Regions from separate parts of the Homo sapiens genome. Here region 1 is linked to region 2. A link is a loop called in an ENCODE intact Hi-C map of the cell type or tissue named here. Cell type or tissue: A673. All regions are shown on one strand. Each heading gives the region's core, and the rest is flanking DNA. Links, peaks and the distances in the headings are about the cores only.

Region 1 (8,331 bases), core at 152-8,151, 210 kb after region 2:
TACAAATCTTTCAGAACAACTGCTGTACAAATGCAGTTTAAAGGTATGTGATACTTTAAATCTTATTTAAAATAAAACTAATACTTCTACATACAAAAAAATAAAACCACAAAGAAGTATCTTTAAAAAATAATAGAGATAGGGTCTTGCTCTGTTGCCCAGGCTGGAACGCAGTGGTGTGATCATAGCTTATTGCAGCCTCTAACACGTGGGTTCAAGTGATCCTCCCGCCTTGGCCTCCTGAGTAGCTAAGACTATAGGTGTGTGCCACCATGCATGGCTAATTTTTAAATTTTTTGTAGACACGAAGTCTCACTATGTTGCTCAGGCTGGTCTGGAACTCCTGGCCTCAAGCAATCTTCCCGCCTCAGCCTCTCGAAGTGTTGGAATTACATGTGAACCACCATGCCCAGCCAGAAGTATCTTTAATAAAAGAAGTCTCTCCCTCTGTGGGAAGAAAATAGACTAGATTTGGAGATGTACTGGCATGTTAAGTCCCAGAGTAAGTTGCGGGACAAGACAGAGAGTAGTAAACTCTGCATATCAAATCACTATGTTAATAGATTCTTGTATATGAACAGGGGGAGGGCTCGAAGGCATCCGATAAACAATTGGGACCCAGGAAGGGAGGTTTCCAGTGTTGCTCTCTGTCCTTTTCCATTCTCTGAACTTTTTACTGTGACCTTGCATTTTTTTCTCCCTTCCTTCCTTCCTTCCTTCCTTTCCTTCCTTCCCTCCCTCCCTCCTTTCTTTCTCTCTTTCTTTTTTTTTTTTTGAGACAGGTTCTCACTCTGTGGCTCAGGCTGGAATGCAGTGGCACAATCTCGGCTCACTGCAAACTCCTCCACCTCTAGGGCTCAGGCAATCCTCTCAACTCAGCCTCCCAAGTAGCTGTTACTACAGGTGCATGCCACCACACCTGGCCAACTTTTTATAGTTTTAGTAGAGGCAAGGTTTTGCCATGTTGCCCAGGCTGATCTCGAACTCCTGGGCTCAAGTGATTCTCCTGCCTCAGCCTCCTAAAGTGCTAGGATTACAGGTGTGAGCTTCACACCTGGTCACATTCTTTTTAATTAAAGAGACCAGTGAGCTACTCTTATTTAAATGATCCATTCCTTATCATCACTCTCTTCATTGAGCTCAACTCACTTATTAATACCACTTATCAATACCTTATCAGGTCGGGCACAGTGGCTCACACCAGTAATCCCAGCACTTTGGAAGGGCAAGGCGGGTGGATCACTTGAGGTCAGGAGTTCAAGACCAGCCTGGTCAACATGGTGAAACCCCGTCTCTACCAAAAACACAAAAATTAGACGGGTGTGGTGGTGCGAGCCTGTAGTTCCAGCTACTTGGGAGGTTGAGGCAGGAGAATCACTTGAACCTGGGAGGTGGAGGTTGCAGTGAGCCAAGATCGTGCCATTGCACTATAACCTGGGTGATAAGGGCGAAACTCCATCTCAAAAAAAACCCCCACAAAAACAATAAACAAAACCTTATCAAATGCCCACCAATCCTCACGTCGGCCTGGCGTTTTCCCTGTGCCCACCTGAGTCCAGCCTTTCTCTTTATCTAGGATGCTCTCTTCCCACTTCTCTGCAAGTCCATCAAACCGGTTCTATACTTGGTTCAAGCACTCCTGCATCAGATAGGGGACGCTGGTCTAAATGCCATTTGCCCTTTAGCTTCCTGCCTGGTTGCTGTGGTTCTCTGAGAATGCCAAGTTTCTCCAGTAGAATAAATCCCCCCAAAGGCTATTTCCTACATGCTCATCAGATCATTGATGCTTACTGAGTGAACTACAGAATGACCCCAGCAGTGGTCCTGCTTAGGATCTGGTAGTATTCCCTTTGCAACCTAAAACCTCACCTGTTGAACGATGCCATGAGATCTTTAGAGTCCTAGGCGAGCCTATGAAACTCCCATGCTATCTAGAATGCAAGCTATTGCTAATCTCTCAGAAATTGCTGCTCTCCAAGGACATATCATTTAAGCCACACAGCCATGCTCCAGCCCTCAGAGCCCAGACATGATTGCCTCCACTGAATCCATTCTATGTGATTTGATCCTGTCCTGTAAAGAAAATCTACACCCGGCGCGGTGGGTCACGCCTGTAATCCCAGAACTCTGGAAGGCCAAGGCGGGTGGATCACGAGGTCAAGGGATCGAAACCATCCTGGCCAACATGATGAAACCCCGTCTCTACTAAAAATACAAAAATTAGCTGGGCGTGGTGGTGCACGCCTGTAGTCCTGGCTACTCAGGAGGCTGAGGCAGGAGAATCGCTTGAACTGGGAGGCGGAGGTTGCAGTGAGCTGAGATCGCGCCACTGCACTCCAGTCTGGTGACAGAGCGAGGCTGTCTCAAAAAAAAAAAAAAAAGAAAAAGAAAAAGAAAAGCTTATTGCTCTTCCCTAACCCCCAGTTCCATCGAGAAACCACCGAGCCTCTGGAAAGATGGTTTCATCTGAACTAAGAGCTGTTTCAAAAAGGATGAGGCCACCCCACATCTTCATCCCTTCTGGTGAGGCTGGGGGCCTCCTCCAGGAGAGAAATGATGGCGCAGTTCTACAGAACGGACACAGGACCTGTCCAGGAATGTGCAGAATGACACGCACACACAAGTTCTGGGCTTGGACTTTTTTTTTTTTTTTTTTTCAGTGATAGACATAGGGGATACAAGTGCAGTTTTGTTGCATGGCTATAGAGCATAGTGTAGGCATCACTTGAAGAGCGTACACTGTACCCAGTAAGTAATCGTCCCTCCCTCCCTCACATCCTGCCTCTCTAATGTCTGTTCTTCCACTCCTGTGTCCGCGTGCACACATTGTTTCACTCTCACTTATGAGAACATGTGGCATTTGACTTCTATTTCTGAGTTATTTCACTTAGAGAATTACCCTCAAGAAGACATGATTTTACTCTTTTTACAGCTGAATAGTATTCCATAGTGTATAAGTACCACATTTGCTTTATCCAGTCATCCGTTGATGGACTTGGAATGTTTTTTAAGACAGAAAAAACATCTCCAAAAGATGAAAATGAGAACACACCAGTGAGAGGCTGGGACCTTGCTGCCGTTTAGCTCCAGCTCTGGAGAACTGGCTGTGTCCAGCAAGCCCCCCAGCCTCACTGGCCTCACTCCCCAGTTTCGCTTCTGCTCTCCGCCACCTGGGTACAGCATTCAGCAGGCAGAGCAGTTTAAAGGGTGAGCAGAGGGAAACAGCTCACCCTTTTATATAGCAGGAGCTTCACACATGACAGCTGTCCCTCAGACACAGCACGAGAGGCCCACACCTCCAAGTCCCCAGTCGACGGCTCCCCGCGCCCGGGCGCAGCTTGGTGCATTGCAGGAGCCTTTCCCTCGCCAGCGCCCCTGTGCCACAGCGCCACCAGGCGGCCGTTCGAGAAACAACCCGACTCTGAGCACAGATCAGAGTCTTCTCTTCACATGTCCAGGTGTCCACAGCGGACCAGACAACACTACTTCCTTCCAAGCAAGTTTTATTTCTTCTTTCCTTGCTGTCTGCAATTTCTGACAAATCAGTTAATCACTGCCCAGAAAGCTCTTACTTCATGAATACATAACTGTAGGCATCCCTATACCCACTCCTGTGTTCCCGCCTTTCTATTTTTGCTGTTTCCCTCTTCGTGAATTTCCCTGTGCTTCTGCTTATGTGATTGCTGTAGCTAACTTACTGTGCTTCTCATCAGTTACTGGGTTCTGCTGATTTAACATTTACATTGACAAAACAATGTTTCAAAGCATATTAACATTTTCTTTTGAACACTCCGTCTATCCCTCCTCCATTTGTAAATGTTGGGAAGATCCATATTTAGAACCATGTAGTTAAAACTTGTTAGCACTGAATATTGCTAACATACAACACAATTGAAATGATAAAATCGGGGCAAAACTTGACACTATTCCTTTTTGAACAGATACCCATGGGTGAGGACAGACTAAATGTAGAGTTACGTGTGCTTGAGAACAAATGAGAAAAAATGACAAATAACCCAATTAAAATAGGAACAAAGGATTTGAACAGACATTTCTCTAAAGAAGATATACAAATAACCAATTTGCATAAGAAATGATACTCAACATTATTAATTAAGGAACTGCAAATCAAAAGCACAGTGAATAACATCTCACATCCACTAGGATGGCTACAATAAAAAAGACAGTAACGAGTGTCGGTGAGATGTGGAAAAATTAGAACCCTTCATACACTGCTGGTGGGAAAGTAAAATGATGCAGCCACATTGGAAAACTGTTTACGTTTTTCTTAAAAAGTTGAACATACAGTTACCACATGACCCAGCAATTCCAATTCTTGGTAATACCCAAGAGAAATAAGCATATATTTAGACAAAAACCTGTACACAAATGTCCATAGCAGCATTATTCATGAAAGCACAGAAGCAGAAACACGCAAATGTCCACCAATGATAAATAGACAAAATATGGTATACCTATATGATGGAATATTGTTCAACCACAAAAAGGAATGAAGTAGAGATGTATGTTACACATAGATAAAAACATTATGCTAAGAAAAAGAAGCTAGTCACAAAAGACCACATATTATAAGATTATTTATGTCAAATGTCCAGAATAGGCAAATCTGCAAAGAGAGAAAATAGACTAATGGTTGTTGGGAGGAAGAGCAGGAGGGGAAACGGGGAGTGACTGCTAGTGGGTCCAGGGCTTCTTTGCAGAATGATGAAAACATTCGGGAATTAGATATTCCAGTCCTTCAGCAGTGGGCTCCCAAGGACGGTGGTGATGGTTCCACGGCCTTGTGAATATGCTAAACACACTGAATTGTACAATTTTAAGAGGTGTGAATTCATGATATGTGAGTTATTTCTGCACTAGGGGAAATAAAAAAACAAATGGCAATCTTTCTGGATTGGAATTCAATTGCGCAGTGGGATTTCTACGTTCTTTCTTCTGTTTTGTCAAGGACTATATTCGACCTATCGTAAACTAAAAATAAAATCCTAAGGCCCCCCACTGACTGAATGAAGCTTCTTGGCCAAGGGTAACCTCAGAAAAACCTTAAAAACTGAATTCCCAGTCGGGCACGGTGGCTCACGCCTGTAATCCCAGCACTTTGGGAGGCCAAGGCGGGTGGATCACCTGAGGTCAGGAGTTGGAGAACCAGCCTGGCCAACATGGAGAAACCCCGTCTCTACTAAAAATACAAAAATTAGCTGGGCATAGTGGCGTGGGCCTGTAATCCCAGCTACTCCGGAGGCTGAGACACGATAATCGCTTGAACCCAGGAGGCGGAGGTTTCAGTGAGCTGAGATCACAGCACTGCACTCCAGCTTGGGCAACAGAGTGAGACTCCGTCTCAAAAACAACAACAACAACAAAAACTGAATTCCTGGCCATGATGGTAAGGGAAGTCAGACACACCTCATACCCCATTCTTTTTGGAGTTTAGGCACAAATGACTGGAATTAACATTAAAACAGAGATCATCAGTCTAATGCAATAGATTCTGTGTGGCAATAAGACACCAGATTATAAACAGGACCCAAGGCCATGCTAGGCAAGGGTTAAGTCACATGCTGCAAACTATGAAAGCTTGCTAAAGGTTTTTGTTTGTTTGTTTTTAATTAACTCGATATGACATGGCTTACTTTCCAATTTGACTCTGGTATAGTATCACATGACAGATAGCCGACCCCCTTAACTTAAGCATCCTTTGTACTGACTTCAAGTCTTTATTTTATTTTATTTTTTTTCCTTTTTGAGATGGAGTCTCACTCTGTTACCCAGGCTGGGGTGCAGTGACGCGATCTCAGGTCACTGTAACCTCCACCTCCTGTGTTTGAGAGATTTTCCTGCTTCAGCCTCCTTAGTAGCTGGGACTACAGGTGCATGCCACCATGCCTGGCTAATTTTTGTATTTTTAGTAGAGATGGGGTTTCACCATGTTGGCCAGGCTGGTCTCGAACTCCTGACCTCAGGTGATCCACCTGCGTTGGCCTCCCAAAGTGCTGGGATTACAGGCGTGAGCCACTGTGCCCAGCAAGTCTTTAGAAAAACTTAACTTGGCCAGGTATGGTGGCTCACACCTGTGATCCCGGCATTTTGGGAGGCCGAGGCAGGCAGATTACCTGAGATCAGGAGTTCGAGACCAGCGTGGCCAACGTGGGGAAACCCCCATCTCTACTAAAACTACAAAAATTAGCTGGGCGTGGTGCCGGCACCTGTAATCCCAGCTACTCAGGAGGCTGAGGCAGAAGAATCGCTTGAACCTGGGAGGTGGAGGCTGCAGTGAGCTGAGATCGTGCCACTGCACTCCAGCTTGGGTGACAGAGGGATACTCTGCCTCAAAAAAAAAAAAAAAAAGTGGGAGGCTGAGGCAGGAGAATGTTGTGAACCTGGGAGGCAGAGCTTGCAGTGAGCCGAGATAGCGCCACTGCAGTTCGGCCTGGGCGAAAGAGCGAGACTCTGTCTCAAAAAAAAAAGAAAAGAAAAGAAAAGAAAAACTTAACTCTTTCAACCCATTGCCAACTAAATAAAGAATCCCTAAAACCCACCTATGACTTGTAAGCCTCTGCTTCCAGATGTCTCGCCTTTTTGGGCCAAATTAATGTAGAATTTCCATGTGTTGCTTTATGATTTTACCTGCAACTCCAGTCTCCCTAATGTGTAAAATCAAGCTGTAACCCAACTGCCTCGGGGCGACTTAATCAAGGCTTCCTGGGTTTGTGTTTTCTGCCAGCCGCGAGCAGCCACATTGGCTCAGAATAAACCTCTTTATTAATAAAATATTTTACAAGGTTTGGTTTTCCTGTTTACAGCATTTTATGCCAGATTCTGCTGGGTGGTGTGGAGGATACAGAAATGAATCAGAATGGATATGGCTCGCACAGAATATATAATCTGCTAATGCATTTAAGTGAAACTTACAAATATCTACAATAAAAGGTAATGAGTATTATGAAGGAAGTACATAATAAAACGAGTGGAAACTTAAGGAAGAGCACTTCCAACACAGAGGGTCAGAAAATGTTTCAAAGAGGAGGTAACACTTGTAATCGACCGTTAAATCTGGAGAGGATCTGGCTACTTAGGAGTGTGGGAGAGGGATTCCAAGGGCAGAGGAAGCCGGGGAAGCTCTGGAATTGGTGAGCAGAGAGCATCCTCCAGCTGGTTCACTGTGCTTAGGGAAGGCAGAGTGGGCAAAAGAGTGAAAACCCACACAGGTGGGGCAAGAGGAGCGCTAAGACCACTGCTCCATAGGCAGGAAGCATGTTTTCCTTCTAACCGCTCAGGAAAAAAATGTCCCCTTTCTCTTTGATGGAAGATGTTGTACCCAACACATCTATGAACCTATGATCTCACAGTCTTCATATTCTAAATGTTCAGTTCCAGGATTTTAGAAATCTGGGTTAACTATCTCGTTTGCGGCCAAATACCAAATCATCAATAAAAACACCAAAGAGCAAATCAAAAATATGATGCTGGAGATCCCTTCCCCACCCAAATGGCTCTGATGTTTCTTGGAGACTTTATCTACTAACCAGTACTAACTCGTCCATCCCATCCCAGTGTGTTTAAACTCTCAGAGCTTTGAGTGATTTCTCCCAAGAGGAGTCAGCCTTTCATCAGCAGGCTCCCAAGGAAACAATTTGTTTTCAAAATGTATAAATGTCTTTTGCTTGCAATATTGATTTGTATTACACAATATAAAACTCATCGTCTAAGACAGGAATCCAGGAATATTACATTTTCTTACAGAGATGTAGCAAATATCTGTATTTCTGTCTGTATCATCACTGTAAGAAAATAAAAGAACAATGTGAAGGAATCAATGTCTGTGCAAAGACTGAGGGTGAAATGAAGTTCAGAAATAATTGTAGAAACTATTAAGCAGATTTATCTTAAAAAGAAACTTTGAGGTTTGGGACAAGAACAAACACCTGTTAGAAACAATTCTAAGCTCCCGCCTGAGTTGTCCAACTCAGAATTGCAATGAGCCCCCAGAGCCTCTCTCCACTGTGCTGCTGAGACTTGATGAAGGTGGAGCTCCTGGAAGCAAGTGTAAAAATGCAGCCAGAAGAGGGCAGAATCAAGACAGGGGAGAGAGCTTACATGACACTGGCTGTGAGAGCAGGTGGACTTCCAAAAGTAAATAACTTTTGCCTGAAGAATGTGAGTCCTTTTAAATCATCAGGCTCAGAGAGACATTAAAATGAGACAACAATCATGCCTTACTCCCCCCACCCCACCCCCTGCTTGCACTACCATTTTGAGCTATGTATTCATCTTTTGTTGCTGTTGTTAATTAAAGACATAGGGTCTTAC
Region 2 (8,331 bases), core at 89-8,088:
GACTCATGCATGAGTCATAAAAAAATTTAGCAGGGTGTGGTGGTGGGTACCTGTAATCCTAGCTATTTAGGAGGCTGAGGCAGAAGCATCGCTTGAACCCAGGAGGTGGAGGTTGCAGCGAGCCCAACCACGCCATTGCACTCGAGCCTGGGCAACAACAGCAAAACTCCGTCTCAAAAAAAAAAAAAAAAATATTGGTTACTAATGAAATAGAGATTGTCCATGCATATATTCTCTTTGGTTAAGTGTCTGTTCAAATCTCTCACCAATTTTTCTGTTTAGTCTTTTAAGAAAATTGATGTGTATGAGTTCTTTCTATATTCTGGGCACAAGCTCTTTGTCAGAAGTATGTGTTGCCCAGGCTAAGCATGGTGGTGTTACAGGAAAGGGAACTCGATCCAGACGCCAAGAGAGGGTTCTTGTTTCTTGTGAAAGAAAGAATTGAGGGCGAGTCCACAGTGGAAAGCAAAAGCAAGTTTATTAGAAAGTAAAGGAATTGGCTGGGCGTGGTGGCTCATGCCTGTAATCCTAGCACTTTGGGAGGCTGAGGCGGGCGGATCACGAGGTCAGGAGATCAAGACCATCCTGGCTAACACGGTGAAACCCCGTCTCTACTAAAAATACAAAAAATTAGCCGGGAGTGGTGGTGGGCGCCTGTAGTCCCAGCTACTCGGGAGCCTGAGGCAGGAGAATGGCCTGAACCCGGGAGGCGGAGCTTGCAGTGAGCCGAGATTGCGCCACTGCACTCCAGCCTGGGCGAAAAAGCGAGACTCCGTCTCAAAAAAAAAAAAAAAAAAAAAGAAAGAAAGTAAAGGAATAAAATAATGGCAACTCCGTAGGCAGAGCAGCCCCGAGGGCTGGTGGTTGCCCATTTTTATGGTTATTCCTTGATGAAATGCTAAACAAGGGGTGGATTATTCATGCCTCCCCTTTTTAGACCCTACAGGGTAATTTCCTGATGTTGCCATGGCATCTGTAAACTGTCATGGCGCTGGTGGGAAGGTAGCAGTGAGGACAATCAGAGGTCACTCTTGTGGCCATCTTGGTTTTGGTGGGTTTGGGCTGGCTTCTTTACTGCAACCTGTTTTATCAGCAAGGTCTTTATGACCTGTATCTTATGCTGACCCCCTATCTCATCCTGTGATTTAGGATGCCTTAACCGTCTGAGAATGCAGCCCAGTAGGTCTCAGCCTCATTTTACCCAGCTCCTATTCAAGATGGAGTTGCTTTGGTCCACACACCTCTGACAGTGGGGTTACATGACTGTAATCCCAGCACTTCGGAAGGCCAAGGCAGGAGGATTGCTTGAGCCCAGGGGTTCAAGACCAGTCTGGGCAAGATGGTGAGACCCTGTCCCAACAAAAAAATTTTTTTAAATGTATATTTAGCTGGGTGTAATGGCATGTGCCTGTAGTCCCAGCTCCTGGGGAGGCTGACTGGGGAGGATTGCTTGAGCCTGGTAGGTCAAGGATGAAGTGAGCCATGGTCACACTACTACACTCCAGCCTGGGCAACAGAGTGAGACCCTGTCTCCAAAAAATATATAATAATAATAATAATAATAATAATGAAGTATGTGTTGCCCATATCTACTCATTCATGGGTAATCTTGAAACTGCCTTTGCAAAAGTTATATCCATGAGAAAATTATAACGGTAAACTAAGCTAGCCTAACCTCCATCTTGCCTTTCCCTTAATTATTCCCAGATTATTGGACTAAGCTAACTTTGGAAGACCTTTCAGCTGCAGTTTAAATAATAACAGGCCTTGCCCAAAACTCAGCTGCTTTTGTAAAGCTAATTGGAGGCCATCACGCTGAGAGAGGAGAGGAGGCTGGGTCCTGCTAAGTTATTCAGAATGTTATAAAATATGATACATCCCCAGTTACTCCTCCAAATAACACCATTCTTGAAGATTGGCCTTTTGAGATATCTTTCCAGGTTTTTTGCATGTCTGACACCCATGGCTCCACCTGGATGACAACCCTTGCTCCTGTGGCTGCACCTAGAGTCGACCAGCCCACAGGAGGACCGCTTCAACCCACTATGATTTCATCTCTGCCCCCAACCAATCAGCAGCAAGCACCTGTTACCTAGCACCCCCCCTCCCCAACACTGCTTCCCCCAAACTGCCTTTGAAAAACCCCTAATCTGATGGGGCGTGGTGGCTCATGCCTGCAATCCCAGCACTTTGGGAGATTGAGGCGGGCAGATCGCGAGGTCAGGAGTTCGAGACCAGCCTGACCAACATGGTGAAACCCCGTATCTACTAAAAACTACAAAAATTAGCTACTAAAAACTACAAAAAAGCTACAAAAATTAGCTGGATGTGGTGGCACGTGCCTCTAATCCCAGCTACTCAGGAGGCTGAGGCAGGAGAATCGCTTGAACCCAGGAGGTGGAGGTTGCAGTGAGCCCAGTGGGTGACAGAGTAAGACTTTGTCTCAAAAAAAAAAAAAAGAAAGAAAAAGAAAAAAACCCCTAATCTACGAGCTTTGAATGAGATGATTTGAGTACCAATTCCATCTCCCAGTGTTATGGCCAGCCTTGTGTCTATTAAACTCTACTACAATGCTGTGGTCCTTTCTTTCTTTCTTTCTTTCTTTCTTTCTTTCTTTCTTTCTTTCTTTCTTTCTTTCTTTCTTTCTTTCTTTTTCTGAGACAGAGTCTTGGTCTGTCACCTAGGCTGGAGTGCAGTGGTGCAAACTGGGCTCACTGCAACCTCCACCTCTTGAGTTCAAGCAATTCCCATGCCTCAGCCTCCCGAGTAGTTGGGATTACAGGCATGCGCCACCACCCAGCTAACTTTTGTATTTTTAGCAGAGATGGGGTTTCACCATGTTGGCCACCTGGTCTCGAACTCCTGACCTCATGATCCACCTGCCTCAGCCTCAGCCTCCCAAAGTGCTGGGATTACAGGCGTGAGCCACTGCACCCAGCCTGTGGTCTTTCTTTATGCAGCGAAGAACACCTCAGGTAGCTACAAATTTTTCTCTTTATACTTTTCAGTGTTTTCAAATTCCTTGCAATTAACATATATTAATTTATATTTTTAAATATATTTAAAAAGTAAAGTTTTGCTAGGTGCAGTGGCTCACACTTGTAATCCCAGCACTCTGGGAGGCCTAGGCAGGTGGAACACTTGAGGCCAGGAGTTGGAGACCAGACTGGCCAACATGGTGAAACCCCATGTCTACTAAAAATACAAAAATTAGCCAGGCATAGTGGCACACGCCTGTAATTCCAGCTACTCAGACTGAGGCACAGGAATCATTTGAACCTGGGAGGCAGAGGTTGCAGTGAGCCAACATCGTGCTACTGCACTCTGGCCTGGGTGACAGAGGGAGACTCAGTCTCAAAAAAAAAAAAAAAAGTAAAGTTTTGCCAGGGTGGTGGCTCATGTCTGTAATCCCAGCACTTTGGGAGGCCGAGGTGGGCAGATCACGAGGTCAAGAGATGAAGACCATCCTGGCCAACATGGTGAAACCCTGTCTCTACTAAAAATACAAAAATTAGCTGGGCATGGTGGCATGCACCTGTAGTCCCAGCTACTTGGGAGGCTGAAGCAGGAGAATCAGTTGAACCCCGGAGGCAGAGGTTGCCGTGAGCCGAGATCATGCCATTGCACTCCAGCCTGGTAACAGAGACAGTCAAAAAAAAAAAAAAATAGGGGCTGGGTGCGGTGGCTCACTCCTGTAATCCCAGCACTTTGGGAGGCCGAGGCGGGCGGATCACGAGGTCAGGAGTTCAAGACCAGCCTGACCAACATGGTGAAACCCCGTCTCTACTAAAAATACAAAAATTAGCTGGGCCTGGTGGCGCACGCCTGTAATCCCAGCTACTCAGGAGGCTGAGGCAGGAGAATCACATGAACCCGGGAGGCGGAGGTTGCAGTGAGCTGAGATCGCGCCATTGCACTCCAGCCTGGGCAACAGAGTGAGACTCTGTCTCAAAAATAAATAAATAAATAAATAAATAAATAAATAAATAAATAAAATAAAGTTTTAGTGGCAGTTGGATATAAGAAGCAGACTACAGAGGGTTAAAACATTGATGGGTGTTTGGGATGGAAGGCAGTAGGTATTGGCAGGACAGCTATTGCACAAAATTATTCATTGACCTGAACATTCTCAATTCTTGTTTCTTTGGAAGTTATAAAGGCAGATATTTAACATGCTTTAATTAATAAAGTTCTTTTGCACTTTCGAAGACTATTCGATGGATAACACATTCCGTCCCCTGCCTTCCCAGCGTGGGCTGCCTCTGGCCTAGAAATGCAAATGTTTGCTTGTTCGTAAAAAATGCGTAGCCGAGAGCTTCAAAATGTGAGCAAGAACATCATATTTGTTTGCAAGTAACTAGCAAAGCAGCAGAAACATTGGCTGACTCCAATAATCTTTAATCATTATCCCCTTCCCTGCAGTTTCCTTCAGAAACCGTTTACCTGTAATTTGTTAGGAGACAGCTCTGAGCTTCTCATTATGAGCCCTTCACTAATTCCACCAGCTCATCAAAACATTTCAGATATTCTAATTGTTGGTACTTTGTCATCCTTTGGGACTTAATCTAAAACTCTGTCATGAGAGAATTTTCTTTTTCAGAGCTAAAAATATTGTGAATGGAACCATATTACTGGTGAGGTCAATACATGCTCCTAGACTGTTTAACATGAGAAGTAAATTAAAAAGCCTCCAGATTTTGTCTTTCCTAGTTAGCCTCTCTTGGAATCCCATGAATGATTTCTTTCCTAACTAAACACCTTACCTGGTTAGGATCTACTGTTCAATTGTCATATGAAGAGGAAACAGATTGGCTTCCCATCACAGCAGAGGGGCCACTTGCGCCATCTGCTGGGGACATTGCTAATCATTTTATAATTTCATGAGGTAATAGGCTCGATTCAAGTGAGTTCACAACCTGATCACTTTCAATATCTCCGACTAACAGCTATTTGCTCTGAGACCCTCCGTCATTAGATTATGTTTCAGAGTATAATTTAGTTTTCCTTTCAGTAGATAAAAATAATTTTAAGCCAAAATATGCAGAGTTATCCCAGTCACTGTCTGCTGTCACTCCAAAGGATGCCCTAAGGAGGGTTTAAATAATAGAGTTGAAAAATAGCTAATTTCTTTCTTTCTTTTTTTTTTTTTTTGAGACGGAGTTTCACTCTTGTTGCTCAGGCTGGAGTGCACTGGTGCCATCTTGGCTCACTGCAACCTCTGCCCCCAGGGTTCAAGCGATTCTCCTGCCTCAGCCTCCCAAGTAGCTGGGATTACAGGTGCCCGCCACCACGCCCAGCTAATTTTTTGTATTTTTAGTAGAGATGAGGTTTCACCATGTTGGCCAGGCTGTTCTCGAACTCCAGACCTCAGGTGATCCACCCGCCTCGGCCTCCCAAAGTGCTGGGATTACAGGTGTGAGCCACCTCGCCTGGCCAAAAAGTAGCTAATTTCTTTAGGGCAATCACAGTGGTGTGCGTGTGTGTGTGTGCGTGTGCGTGTGTGCGCTTTTCCCTCAAACTGATGTCACTGACTTCTTTCCTTCTTCCCCTTTTGTTTCTTCTTCTTCTTTCTTTGTTTTGCTCTTTCCATTCTCCCTCCTCTTCTTCTCCTCTTTCCCCCTCCTTCTTCTTCTCCTCTTCCTCTCCCTTTTCTTTTTTTTTTCTTTTTTTTCTTTTTTTTTTAGGGATGGGAATGTGCTCTGTTGCCCAGGCTTGAGTGTAGTGGCTAGTCACAGGTGCAATCATAGCTCACTGCAGCCTTGAACTCCTGGCCTCCAATGATCCTCCTACTTCAGCCTCCTGAGCAGCTGGGACTACAGACATCTGCCACTGAGCCTGACTTTCTCTGTTTTCTAATTATCAAAAAACATCTACTGGGAATCTTGTCTCCAGGTTACACTATGATCTCCCAGGCATCTAGAACAAGACCCATGAGTGAAATACCTCTGTGTATATTCTGTTAGCAAGCTTTGCAAGCTCCAAAATTGTGGCAGAAGACAGTGACATGCCCTGGGGGAGGGAGGTTGGCCAGATAGCTCAGAGGTCTTAGGGTGCTTGGGTGCCGGGCTCAGAACTGGCCAGACTGTTGGGGCCTCTGCTCTCTGGAGAGCTGGAAAGGGTAGAATCAGGACCTGGGCTTAGAGTGTGCACACTTGGTCTAGGATTTGTCTTCAGGATCAATTATTTTCTTGACAACCATCTGGTTGCTTTCTGCTGAGCCCTGCATTGGCACCGGCATTCCTGCTCCTCCCCAGCCATGGTCCCACACCTGCACTCTAGGCCCCTCCACCCCTCCCCTGGGAAGCGCCCTCACTGTGTGGTAGTCTGGACTGTTCGACTTCTTGGCCTGGTAATCCCTGGCTTTCAATCCCTGGGCCCAAGCCTGCTCTGCCCATGGCTGAACTTCGCCAGCTCTGCCTGCTCAGGGGAGGAATTTTTTTTTTTTTTTTTTTTTTTTGAGATGGAGTCTCGCTCTCTCAGACTGGAGTGCAGTGGCACAATCTCGGCTCACTGCAACCTCCACCTCTTGGGTTCAAGCAGTTCTTCTGCCTCAGCCTCCCGAGTAGGTGGGACTACAGGTGCACACCACCATGCCCTGCTAATAATTCAGGAGAGGATTTGACAGTAAGTTGATTCAGGGCACATTACTTTCTTTGCTTGGTTACAGCTGGAGCCAGTTTGTTCCAACAGTTAGTAACTTTACATCTTTGATTTTCCTTGGGATGTGACTGCAGTGTTTCCACAGTTATGGCTCCAGTTCAGGAATTTAAGAAAATTGCTTTGTGTAACATGAACTGGAAACTAGCGAACTAATTTCTTTTCTTTTTTTTCTGTTTTTTTTTTTTTTTTTTTTTTTTGAGACGGAGTCTTGCTCTGTCGCCCAGGCTGGAGTGCAGTGGCGCGATCTCGGCTCACTGCAACCTCCGCTTCCTGGGGTCAAGCCATTCTCCTGCCTCAGCCTCCCTAGTAGCTGGGATTACAAGCGCCCACCACCACACCTGGCTAATTTTTGTATTTTTGGTAGAGACCAGGTTTCACCATGTTGGCCAGGATGGTCTCAATCTCTTGACCTCGTAATCTGCCCACCTCGGCCTCCCAAAGTGCTGTGATTACCGGCATGAGCCACTGCGCCCAGCCTAGTGAACTACTTTCATAAACTACAGACCTGCTTCTTTGTAGAGTGAGTTCAAATGATGTCTGGGAAGTGATCAGCACTTGGATCACAGAGGAGTCAGGACTCTCTGTGCTTACTTCCTGCTCACGGAGTTGGGAAGTTTTAGCACTTTCAGTTGTTGCTACATAGACGGAATGTGATTACACCTCTACTCTTGACAGTTTTTAGAGATAATATTGGAGCATCTCTGTGCTAAAATCAAAAGCAATCTTTTTGTCTTATATTTATTTTGTAAAGTTATAAAAATAATTTTAAATACTATCAACTGAGACTATTCGCTCTTCAGAGGAAATTGTTCCAGTTTTTCTTGAAGGTCCTTACTTTATTCTTCTATTTTTCTTTTCCTTTTTTATTTTATTTAATTTTTATTTATTTATTTATTTATTTATTTATTTATTTGAGACGTAGTCTTGCTCTGTCACCCAGGTGGAGTGCAGTGGCGCCATCTCAGCTCACTGCAACCTCTGCCTCTCAGGTTCAAGCGATTCTCCTGCCTCAGCCTCCTGAGTAGCTGGGGCTACAGGCACCTGCCACCACACCCGGCTAATTTTTTGTATTTTTAGTAGAGATGGGGTTTCACCGTGTTAGCCAGGATGGTCTCAATCTCCTGACCTTGTGATTCGCCTGCCTCAGCCTCCCAAACTGCTGGGATTACAGGCATGAGCCACTGCTGGTCTCTCTTCCTTCCTTCCTTTCCTTCCTTCCTTCCTTCCTTCCTTCCTTCCTTCCTTCCTCCCTCTCTCCCTCCATCCCTCCCTCCTTCCCTCCTTCCCTCCTTCCTAGACAGAGTTTTGGTCTTGTTGCCCAGGCTGGAGTGCAGTGGCCCAATCTCAGCTCACTGCAACTTCTGCCTCCCAGGTTCAAGCAATTCTCCTGCCTCAGCCTCCTGAGTAGCCGAGATTACAGGCACTGCCACCACGCCCGGCTAATTTTTGGTATTTTTAGTACAGACAGGGTTTCACCATGTTGGCCAGGCTGGTTTCGAACTCCTGACCTTAGGAGATCCACCCGCCTCGGCCTCCCAAAGTGCTGGGATTGCAGGCATGAGCCACCGCGCCCGGCCCCTTCTGTCTATTTTTCAAAATGATACCTACTATTGTTTGAGCAAGTGTTTTGGCAGCCAGCTATGCTCATATTTTTTGCATTTATTTTGCTAA

Evidence for each region. Hi-C counts contacts between places; a loop is a spot of excess contacts. Peaks named below come from ENCODE experiments on the same cell type or tissue, not always from the same donor. Only the 100,000 strongest peaks of a DNase experiment are listed, where the experiment ranks them.
Region 1: a loop joins it to region 2, with 3 times the contacts of the local background. A loop is called at or near these places in 23 of 110 quality-filtered maps.

Annotation. Positions count from the first base shown.
Region 1 is chr18:11,728,199-11,736,529 of GRCh38, reverse strand. All of the region lies in intron 1 of GNAL (G protein subunit alpha L), which reads right to left. Among named protein-coding and RNA genes, the nearest start is that of GNAL, 43 kb to the right of the region's middle. RefSeq lists an enhancer at 3,249-3,857. In A673, for the core only: CTCF peaks have their summits at 3,396 (motif pointing left) and 8,062 (motif pointing right); a DNase peak (open chromatin) is centred at 3,349; H3K27me3 peaks cover 5,509 bases.
Region 2 is chr18:11,934,585-11,942,915 of GRCh38, reverse strand. All of the region lies in intron 2 of LOC101927511 (a long non-coding RNA gene), which reads left to right. Among named protein-coding and RNA genes, the nearest start is that of MPPE1, 30 kb to the right of the region's middle. In A673, for the core only: a CTCF peak has its summit at 4,843 (motif pointing left); a DNase peak (open chromatin) is centred at 4,845.